Regions from separate parts of the Homo sapiens genome. Here region 2 is linked to region 1. Evidence: chromatin contacts called from ENCODE Hi-C or POLR2A ChIA-PET data. All regions are on one chromosome and are shown on one strand. The core of a region is the stretch at or near the end of the contact, and the rest is flanking DNA. Distances in the headings are between cores, read along the strand shown.

What was found. A loop is a pair of places that touch in the nucleus more often than their neighbours do. ChIA-PET counts read pairs that join two places held with the same protein, here RNA polymerase II (POLR2A). Pooled maps may share reads with other maps.
Region 2: a map of posterior cingulate gyrus shows a loop between it and region 1 (4-fold over the local background). The contact joins the promoter of LINC02649 here to the enhancer-like site in region 1. A Hi-C loop is called at or near these places in 3 of 168 maps with a recorded cell type or tissue (B cell, K562 and posterior cingulate gyrus), 1 of 37 single-sample maps with no recorded cell type and 4 of 50 pooled maps. POLR2A ChIA-PET finds 5 or more read pairs at or near these places in 4 of 52 experiments (A673, AG04450, OCI-LY7 and 1 more).

The regions. Positions count from the first base shown.
Region 1 is chr10:6,398,641-6,404,008 of GRCh38, reverse strand. It overlaps LOC124902370 (a long non-coding RNA gene), which reads left to right. Exons shown (of 2, transcript XR_007062044.1): 2 at 2,208-5,368. It also overlaps a transcript of PRKCQ not described here. Among named protein-coding and RNA genes, the nearest start is that of LINC02656, 51 kb to the right of the region's middle. Within about 2 kb of position 2,073, at least 21 of the 41 ENCODE cell types and tissues checked have a DNase peak (open chromatin) inside an H3K27ac peak, as active enhancers do.
Region 2 is chr10:6,324,010-6,329,377 of GRCh38, reverse strand. It overlaps LINC02649 (long intergenic non-protein coding RNA 2649), which reads right to left and starts at 2,834. Exons shown (of 6, transcript NR_040079.2): 1 at 2,736-2,834; 2 at 1-1,446. It also overlaps a transcript of PFKFB3 not described here and the pseudogene DPPA5P3.

The sequences.
Region 1 (5,368 bases), core at 824-3,323:
CTCCTATCTTTTCCTCATATGCACCCTAATGTCTTATCTGTCACCATAGAGATTGTAAAATCATGAAGACCTGTTGGCCTAGCATCTGTTCTTAGGAGGAAATAAATGAGTGTGTGTGTGACTTTGGGAACAAAGTATTGCTGAGGCTAATGATTACTCATTCATTTTTTTTTTCATTCATTTATCCCTGAAACAAACAATTATCGAGCACCAACTATGTCTTAGGCACTGGGAATACAAAATTCAGTTAGCATCATGCAGACCCTTTAGCTGTCTCCATTTCAATAGGAGAGATAAACACTGGATTGCAATACATTGTGCTCAGACACAATAATAAGAGGTGCGTAGATTAAAATGGTCTGACACAGCATTTGAAACATCCATATAACACCTTTCCAAAGCTTCCTCAGGCCATGAGCATGGGGAGAAGCTTTGTTTCTGTGGTTACCAAAGGTCTCATCTTAGACCCACCAAAGTCGGCAGAAACCTGAGAGTGAGCCGGGAACTCACGGTTCAGGGACACTGGATATGCCCCAGAGATAGCAGAGGGGAATGAAGACATGAATGCTGAGCTGGGCTCTGCAGGTGTTGGATGGTCAAACCAAGCTGCCTGGATCATTATATAAAAATAACATCAGAAGCACTTTTCTCTTTTCCAAATAGAAGGGACCCTACTCCATAGCCTTGCCCTACTCCGACTAAGACACTGGCAGCGAACTCCTTAGTGTTTGCCACACTATGGTGTCCTTGAGAAGTCTGAATCCTGCCGCACCCCACCTCTGAGTGTCCACCGTCTGCACATTGCCGGAAACTAGGTGTTTTAGCACAGAGCTTCAGGCATGAGAGCGACCAGCAGGGCCGGCCAGTGCCCGGTGCTATGCCTGGCTTCCTTGCCCTGCATGTTGATTGGCAGAGGAGATAAAACACAAAAGGAGCACCAGTGAAGGGATAGGAGAGTAGAGCAAGGTAGAGAGGAAGGGAGGACAGGAAGCAGGGAGGAAAAGCAGCAGCCAGGTGGTCAGGAGATAGTGTGCAGACACTGAATTAAAAAGTGGTCCTAATTCCCTTCATGGAATTCTTTTTGTTTCTATTTGGTTTTGAGACAGAGTCTCATTCTGTTGCCCAGGCTAGAGTGCAGTGACACAATCTCAGCTCACTGCAACCTCCACCTCCTGGATTCAAGTGATTCTCCTGTCTCAGCCTCCAAAGTAGCTGGGACTACAGGTGCCCACGACCACACTTGGCTAATTTTTGTACTTTTAGTAGAAACGGGGTTTTGCCATGTTAGCCAGGCTGGTCTCGAACTCTTGACCTCAAGTGCTGGGATTTACGGGCATGAGCCACCCTGCCCGGCCCTTAATAGAACTCTTAAAGGCCACACAGTGCTTCACTTTATACAAGAAAGCTCGGAACAGAAAAAGTAGTTACTGCCACTCTTCTTTGAAATTGTTAAGTCCCCTTTGCTTCTTTGGGTACACGGAGAAGTTGCCAAGGCAACCCGAGCAGGGAGATGCGGAGTCAGGCTTTTCTGTCTGTGTCCTTCATGTTGGGTACAGTGCTTCACACATGGTAGGCGTGAGGGAGGAAAGAGCGGAAGGAATAGATGAAGCTCAGCTTTTTTTTTTTTTTTTTTTTTTGGCATTGAAATTGCACTCTTTTGGGGTTTTTTAAAATTATAGTTTAAGTTCTGGGGTAGATGTGCAGAACACGCAGTTTTGTTACATAGGTATGCACGTGCCATGGTGGTCTCCTGCACCCATCAACATTAGGTATTTCTCCTAATGCTATCCCTCCCCTAGTCCCCAATCCCCCAACAGGCCCCGGTGTGTGATGTTCCCCTCCCTGCGTCCATGCGTTCTCATTGTTCAACTCCCACTTATGAGTGAGAACATGCGGTGTTTGGTTTTCTGTTCTTGTGTTAGTTTGCCGAGAATGATGGTTTCCAGCTTCTTTGCAGCGTCTGTGTTCTTCCAATAGTTCCCAGCCGCACTATTTTGGACTTGAGTCACTAGAGGGAGGCAGAGGAACATGAAAAAGCTGCAGTTTCCGTCCCTGCTGGGCAGGGCTGCCTCAGACCTGAGCTGAGGACTCAGGAACTTCAGTGACCAGGCAGGATTAGAGATGGGAAGAATTCCAGGCTTCAGCCTTCCCCTTAATTCAAGATGTGTATTCTGCCTTTAATCAGAGTGTAACCTATGTATTTGTAGGAAATAATAAGAAAAAAGCTGCTTATTGCAGAGCCATGTAGAATTATCGGGTGGAAGTCAGAGAAAGAGACGGCGGGTCAACAGCTCCCAGCAGACAGCGTGACTCAGCAGGAAAGCCCGTGGGAATCAGAGCTTTGGGACCAGAGTGCCCTGGCCCCGCAATCCTCACCAAGTGGCTGGCGCTCAGAACCCCAGGTGTTGTAATCAGTAAAAGGGTGGCGGTAATCACTTCTACCTCATTGGGTTACTATACAAAGCACGAAAATGGATCAATATTTAAAAAAAAAAAACCAGCCCTCTCCTAAAACAGAGGAGAACTATATGGATGTCAATCCAATTATTACTATTAACCATGTGTTCAAGTCATGAGGTTGTCTACTTAATTATGTCCTTAAAGTTTGTTGACCTTAAATAAGGTGATACAGAAAATATGATGAAGTATGGGGTTTATTTGAGTACAGAGCTTGAGAACGGTCACCCGGAAAACACAGACCCCAAAGGGACATGCTCTAAAGTGGGGAAGCTAAGGCTGTGCTTACATAGGTAGAGATGGTTTCGGCAGGTTGCAATGTTTTCCGTGCAAGGCTAGATACATGTCATAGCGATTTGATTAGGGTGGCTTGCTCCATTCCATGGAAGATGGCTGTAATGTTCTGTGAGGACAAGAGTAATGTTCTGAGGGGTCACCACTCAGAGGGTCTTATTTCTGGTGCTACTCGGTCATTCCTAATCGTTTACGGGAAAAAGCAGAAGTTGCAACGGCATGCTATGTGACTCAGTCCATTTCTCTCAAGGCTCAGAATAAAGTTCCAACAGTTTTAAATTTGAATTATTTAATTTTGCAAGTTCTCCAGAAGACAGTAAGCTCTAAAAGGGAACGAACTATGGTCGTTGTTCTTAGCATCTAACATGGTACCCATTCAATATTTTTTCTTTCTTTCTTCTGCTTTTTGTAGAAGTGGGGTCTTTCTATGTCGCCCAGGCTAGATTTGAACCCCTGGGCTCAAGCATCGTCCCACCTCAGCCTGCCGAGCACCCAGGACTGTAGGTGCATGCCAGCTGGCAGATTTTTTTTTTTTTTTTCAGTTTCTTAAATGAATGAGTAAAAACACTTACATGTAGCCAAACCATATAATTTACTAGCTAAAATGAGCCTTTTTTTTTTTTTTTCTGAAAGGAAGCACTGTTAGCAATTACTCCAGGAAACAGGTTAAAAGCAGAACTGTCCTGGGCCTGCCGAGACACGGGACGTGGGATTGCTCGAGAGATCCAGCTCTCGCTGTGTGTTGAAATATAGTTCAGGGCACACTGCTCAGGGCTGGGACTGCCCTGCGTATATGACAGTATTAAGTCATCTCACCTGCATAACAACACAGCGAGGTTGGTACTGTGACTACTCACATTCAACAAATGTGTATGGACCACCTGCTGTCTTCCAAGTCTTCCAGAATCTTGGAATGCATCAAAACACAACAAGCAAGATGTCTGTCCTTTCAGAGCAGGAGATGAGGAAGACAGACAGTAAATCACAAACATAGCAAACAAGTAAATTACATAGTTTGCTAAAAGGTACTGGGGCTACAGATGAAAGAAGGGCAGAGCCGGGGGATTCAGTGTTGAATGAGGAAACTCAGGTAGAGAACACCAAGTCAGCAGCCGACATCTCCAGCTGGCTAGTAACAGAGCCCCATTCTAACTTGGGCAATCTGGCCACGTTCCTGCTCTTCACCTGGACTCTGCCTTCTCTTTCAGTTCTGACGTGCGTCAAACCGTGCAGCATGTTCAAATTCATTCAAATCCATCAGTGGCACAGAAGAACACACAAAATCTGGCAATACTTCCTTGAACTAAACTCAGTGTCCGCCCCCCCAACCCCCGATTGATGCCAGACATTTGCCACCCTGGGGACTTGATCTGAGTGACCTTGGGTTCATAGGAGATGCTGGGCCCTTGGAATTGATTGTCTACCCTGTAGGAATGGAGGCCACATCTCTGTTCTGCCTGGAGAACTTTTTCATCATGAGTTTGTGGAATCCGCCAGCCAAGCCCACCAGACAGGACTAAACAAACGACTCTAGGGGGAAAGGCCAGGCTTCCTGAAAGTCTAAATTGCTTGAACTAATGCTGGCATTTCAGCATTTTGAGCCATTCAAGCCACATGATGTCAAACTTCCTCTCCTCCACCCCCATCTCCTCACCCTGCTCTCTTCTGCCTCTTGACCTTCCTCATCTTGTGGCTCTGGCAAAACTCCAGGGTGGCTATTCAACCTGTCTCAACACACCCTGTGCCAAAAAAAAATAAAAAGAAGGAAAAAAAAAAGGGGGCAATTTCTGTCTCCAGGGCAAGGGCTGCTGGGCTCAGCCGGGTGGATGTTGCCAAGAGCGCAGCAATAGCTCCAGGCTAGGCAGGGAGCACAAAGGAATCTTTAAATTTAAAACTCACTGCAGAAAGGAATTGAGCACATTCTCAACATTCTGAGTCTGTGTGTTTATGTTTAAATATTCCAACCACTAGCTTACATACCATCTAGTAAGTAAATCACGGTGAATATTTATCGAGGACCTACTATATGCAAGGCACTCTGCTCACCATTATTTACTTGTGGGGACACTATGGCTTTCACCCAAAGCTGTCATTCTCTAGGCTGCCTTTTCATATCTACAAAGCAAGGGAGTTTACATTGACAGTCTCCAGAAATTCAGCTTTAATGGCTGGGTGCAGTGGCTCAGCCATTGTATCATTGTATCATTGTATTGATATGCCTGTAATCTCAGCACTTTGGGAGGCTGAGGCAGGCAGATTGCTTGAGTTCAGAAGTTCGAGACCAGCCTGGGCAACATGGTGAAATCCTACAGAAAACTCTATAAAATTTTTTTTTAATTAGTTGGGTGTGGTGGCTTGCACCTGTGGTCCTAGATACTCGGGAAGCTAAGGTGGGAGGATGGCTTGAGCCCAGGAGGTAGAGGTTGCAGTGAGCTGTAATTGCGCCACTGCACTCCAGCCTGGGTGACAGAGCCAGACTGTGTCTCAAAAAAGAAAAGAGAAAAAAAAAGAAAAAGAAAAATTCAGCTCTAAAATTGTGACTCGTTCCTTGCTCTACTGTGAGCATCCTGAAAGCAATTGTGTCTCCTTTCTCTCTCTCTCCCAGCATCTAGCACAG
Region 2 (5,368 bases), core at 1,585-4,084, 75 kb after region 1:
CAAGCTCCAGACCAAGTGGATGCTCCAGTCCGTGGCTGAGTGGCACCGCCAGCGCCAGGAGTGAGGGATGCTCAAACTTGCAGAGGCATGAATCCCCTCGAAGTAGGCCCTTGGATGAAGCCAACCAGCTTCCAGCCAATGCGATGAAGGCCAGGATGTAGAGATTACATTGTGCCCAGAGCTAGAGGGATTCCTCTAGTTTGGTTTAAACTCTGCTCCAGCCTGATAAGTTAAGGGAAAACCACCTGTTTAGGGGTCTCTGACCTTGCTCTGAGTCTTGCTGTAAATATCTCTTTCATGGTTGCCAGTAAAATAAAGTTAAAAAAAAAAAAAAGAAAGAAAATTGCAGAAGAGAAAGCAGAAGAAACCAGAGAGTTGAGCTCCCGAGTTTTGATTCCGTTGTGAGTCAATGTGCAGGAACCTGAGGAGCTGGGACACTGCTAATCTTAGACCTGGCTCAGTCCTACCCCGTGGGCAGCAGCTGTTGCAGGAACATGGACACAGGCTGGCACCAGCGTGTTTGGGTGCTGATTTGGGGCATATTTCTTTTCTAGTTGATTTGTCGTGGCATTAGGGAGCCCAGATGAGGACAACTATCAACTCTGAGGCCCTTAAAGAACAAGTTGGAAGTGAAACTGAGCTCTTCCTGGTTTCTTATTTGCTACTCTGGAGAAAAGAGGTGATTAATACTTATGCTATTGGGTCTTTGAATGCTCTCAGCACCTATAGGTTATTAACTGAGACTCTCAAACTTCAGATTATTTCACAATCAGTGGCTAATAACCTGAGCAGATGCATTCACTTATAATTTTTACATATGTACATGCAAGGCTTGCAACTATGAGTGCCCTCCAACAATGGAACAGATGCAAAATAGAAATCATGTTATCAGATGACGCCATAGTTGTCTCGCAATTGCTTTGCGGAAGGATTTTTCATGGGAATTTTTCCATCTCTTTATACTTTTCACACATAGGTTGTTGGCTTTAGCCAAGTGCGACGGAGAAGGACAGGCATGTGTGAAGAGGCCTGCCCAAATGTTACCCGGTGCGGAGGCCTTTGTTTAGCCCATTGGCAAGAGAAACACCAGCACCACATTCTTGGTGAAAAGCCTCTTTCACAGAGAGAGTGCATTCAAGGAGAAAATCAGCCTTGAATTGCCATTTCTGAGGCAGAGCTTGAAAGACAGATGGAAGGAGTAGGTTCCATGGGAAAGGAAAGGAGGAAAGAAAGGGGATGGCCTCACTTGCCAAAGTAAAGCTGGCTGTGGCTGAGAGCTCTTTCAAAACTGCCAGGAACCTTGGGAGCCGTACACTTCTCTCTCCCGGGAGGAGACCCAGGGCCAAGTGACACTGCGGTAACTGGAAATCCCTTCTCCAAGGCCAGAGCCCTGTGCAGAAAGCATGGGAAGACTTCAACAAAGCCCTCTCTTCTTCAGGGAAGTAACTGTGGAATCGGGAAAAGACAGAAAATTCCTGAGTAGAGGAGTTCTTAACTTAGACTCCATAGGCTAGTCTAGAGGGTCATGAATAAGCTCTAGGAGGTCTGTGCACAACCTGAATTTATGCAGAAGCTGAGTTTGGGTTCAGTTCAGAAGAAGGGTTCTATGCCCAATTGGTCATGTTTGGAGGACATGTTCATTTCCCAACCATTGTCCTGCCTGCATTTTCTATTCTTGACCAATGTAGATGTAGTTGGCCTCACCATGTTCCTTTTTGAGATACGTAATTTTTCTTGATGTTCTGAAGCACTGGTTGGTATATATTAAAAGTAGATGTTGTAAACGGACATATTTTCCAAATATCTTTTTGTTAAAATCCACATGAAACATTGTCTTTGGGCAATGGAATGGCCAAACCACCTTTTTGGACAGGACACGTTGTATTTGTGTTCTGGTCTAGGGAAGAGCAGAAAGGAGCAAATGCCCATGGGCTCCCTGTGGTGAGGCCGGATTAACCAGTGTCTCACAGGGCTGCGTTTTGTCTCACTTTGCTGTGCGTGTAGTGTATATGATCAGCAAACAAGTCCTAATTTTATAGCACCTACTCTTTCTATATGTTACAGAGGTTGCCAGCGTTTGACCAAAGTCCAGTTAGTAAGCAATTTTGTAAGTTTTGTGTTAAAATTCATAGGAAAGACTGTCTTCCAAAAATGACTTGTGGATATCGTGAACATCACCTCTAAGCATTGCACATGCGTAGATTTGCCCAGGGGGTTGATAGATGTGAGAAGGGGAAGGGTTCTAGGCCAGCATGTTCCTATGTAGAAGATGCTTTCAGGACACAGCCTTTGTTGCATGTGTGCAGTTAATGCGGATGAACTTCTTCCATCATCTCTGAATCATGTAGCGTAAGTATTTAGAAGTGCACATATATGTTAAAAGTAGATAATGTAAAATAATACACTTTCAATTTTTCTGCTAACTTACAGGTATGATTATCTTTTTAGAGTGGTGTTAAATTTGATCTCTTGGAGGAGAGGGGTGCAGAGGGAAGTTTAGACAATTTCAGCCTGTCTGACCATGGTTCTGTCTGTGTATTTTCATTAATTTTGGTGTCTAGTAAGGAATAAACAAGTCCTGAGTGCCCGAAGTGTGTTAAAAGCAGAGGTAGCAAAACAACCCCTTTATAAATGTGGGTTGTTTTATTACCTCTGCTTTTAACACACTTTAGGCATTTTTGTTTTGCCAGTTTATAGGAAGGACTGTCTTCTGGGAGCGACCTCTGTCAACCCACCTCTTGGATGGAGCCAGAAACGTTTTCACACTTCCTCGTCGGGGCAACGGAGCAGGGAGGAGAGTCACGGTGGAGCTCCTTACTGGTAACTCCATATCTAGAAGACAATTTGGGGTTATCAGCACAGTTCCAAATGTGCAGTTTTTAGTAAGTGCTTGTGTTTATTATAGACCACGTTCATTCTTTTCTATTTTTATTTTAAGTTCTGGGGTACATGTGCAGGATGTGCAGGTTTGCTACATAGGTAAACGTGTGCCATGGTGGTTTGCTGCTCCTATCAACCCGTCACGTAGGTATTAAACCCAGCATACATTAGGTCTTTTCCCTAATGCTTTACCACCACCACCACCCACACTCCCCTGACAGACCCCAGTGTGTGATGTTCCCCTCCCTGTGTCCACGGGTTCTCATTTTTCAGCTCCCACTTATGAGTGAGAACATGCAGTGTTTGGTTTTCTGCAGGCGTTAGTTTGCTGAGCATAAGGGCTTCTAGCTCCACCCATGTCCTTGCAAAGGTAGACCATGTTCATTCTTTATTTCACAACATCGTTGGTTTTTCAGATGTCTTGAGATGACAATGTATGATAAAAGGTAGAGCTAGTGAATTGGCCCATTTGTAAATGTTTTTATTATAATTAACACAAAAGAAGCCTCTTGAACGTGGTATTATGAAGCCACCTCTGAGCAGTGCACCCCAGGACTCATTAATTGGGTCAGCAACAGAGCGGCAGAAGGAGCATGAGGAAGGAACTATACAGACACATTGCTATTTCCATCTTGATGATAACCATTGATGTACGTGTGTATCTCTTTGGGGGTTACTATAAGAATACACTGCTAAATAACTCAGTGGACACATACCTTCTTGCTAACATTTTACTAGGACAGCTCTGATCATTCTCTTAGAAGGATTATATCCCATTGCTTTATACCCTATTTTAAATTGAGCATTAACGGAACACAGTATTTTAATTGTAACTCTGCCAACATCTTTATTCAGAGGACTGTTGCCATTTTTGTCTTTCAGGAAATTTTTGTCTCCATGAAAGGCAAAATTACATTTTTTTTCCTGATTGAAATGGTGTAGTGTATTCTTGGTTATCAAAATACTCTTGGCTTTGGGACTTTAAATTGATAAATATTCATTGTGTGTGAAAATATGATACATATTGTGTGATCTCAACAACATAACAATATGCATTCAATTATGTGTGTATACACACACAAGGACTTAGAAGAGCAAGGTCACATGTAATCTGCTTGTGATTACAGGTGACTTCTGAGTTCTGTCTTCCACGTGCTCTTCATTTTCAATAAGCACATGTTATTAACTTTGAAAGTTTGAGTGCTTACATTTTATTTTTAAAAATTGTATGCCAGGCTGGGCGCAGTGGTTCACACCTGTAATCTCAGCACTTTGGGAGGCCAAGGGAGACAGATTGCTTGGGTCCAGGAGTTTGAGACCAGCCTGGGCAACATAGCAAAATCCCGTCTTTACTAAAAATACAAAAAATTAGCAGTTGTGGTGGCCGGCGCCTGTAACCCCAGCTACTCGGGAGGCTGAGGTGGGAGAATCACCTGAGCCTGGGAGGCGAAGGCTATAGTGAGTCAAGATTGCACCACTGCACTCCAGCCTGGGTGTCAGAGGGAGATCCTGTTTCAATTTAAAAAAATTATATGCCAACACTTGTATGCATCTGTATATACCTATGTATGTATTTATGGGAAGAGGTAATAGCTTTATAAACAAAACTCGAAGAAGTTGTGAGCCCTAAGTTAAGATCCACTGCTCTACTTCCAATGCTCTCTTCTTTTTTTTTTTCCTTTAAATTGTGGTAAAATATATATAACATAAAATTTGGCATTTAACCATTTTTAAGTCTATAGTTCAGAGGCATTAAATACACATTAACAGCTGGGCGCAGTGGCTCATGCCTGTAACCCTAACACTTCTGGAGGCCGAGGTGGGTGGATCATTTGAGGTCGGGAGTTCGAGACCAGCCTGGCCAACATGGCAAAACCCCGTGTCCACTAAAAATACAAAAAGTATTAGCTGGTCGTGGTGGCGGGTGCCTGTAATCCCAGCTACTCAGGAGGCTGAGGCAGGCAAACCACCCAAACCCGGGAGGCAGAGGTTGCAGTGAGCCGAGATCACGCCACTGCACTCCAGCCTGAGCGACAGAGCAAGACACAGTCTCAAAACAAAACAAAACACATTAACTTTGTTGTGCAACCATCAACACCATCCATCTCCAAAACTCTTTTCCTGTTGTAAAACTGAAAGTCTATACCCACTACAGAATTTCACCGTAAGTATTAACCCCCTATTACTCCCCAGCTTGGCCCTGGTAACCACCATACTACCTTCTGTCTCTATGAATTTGACTACTCTGGGAATCTAATGTAAATAGAATCATATGGTGTCTGTCGTTTGTATCTAGCTTATTCCACTCAGCGTCATGTCATCAAGGTTCGTCCATGTTGTAGCATGTGTCAGAATTTCATTCTTAGTTAAAGCTGAATAATATTCCATTGTATGGGCAGACCACATTTTGTTTATCCCTTTGTCTATCCATGGACACTGGGTTGTTTCCACCTTTTGGCTATTATGAATAACACATCTATAAATGTGG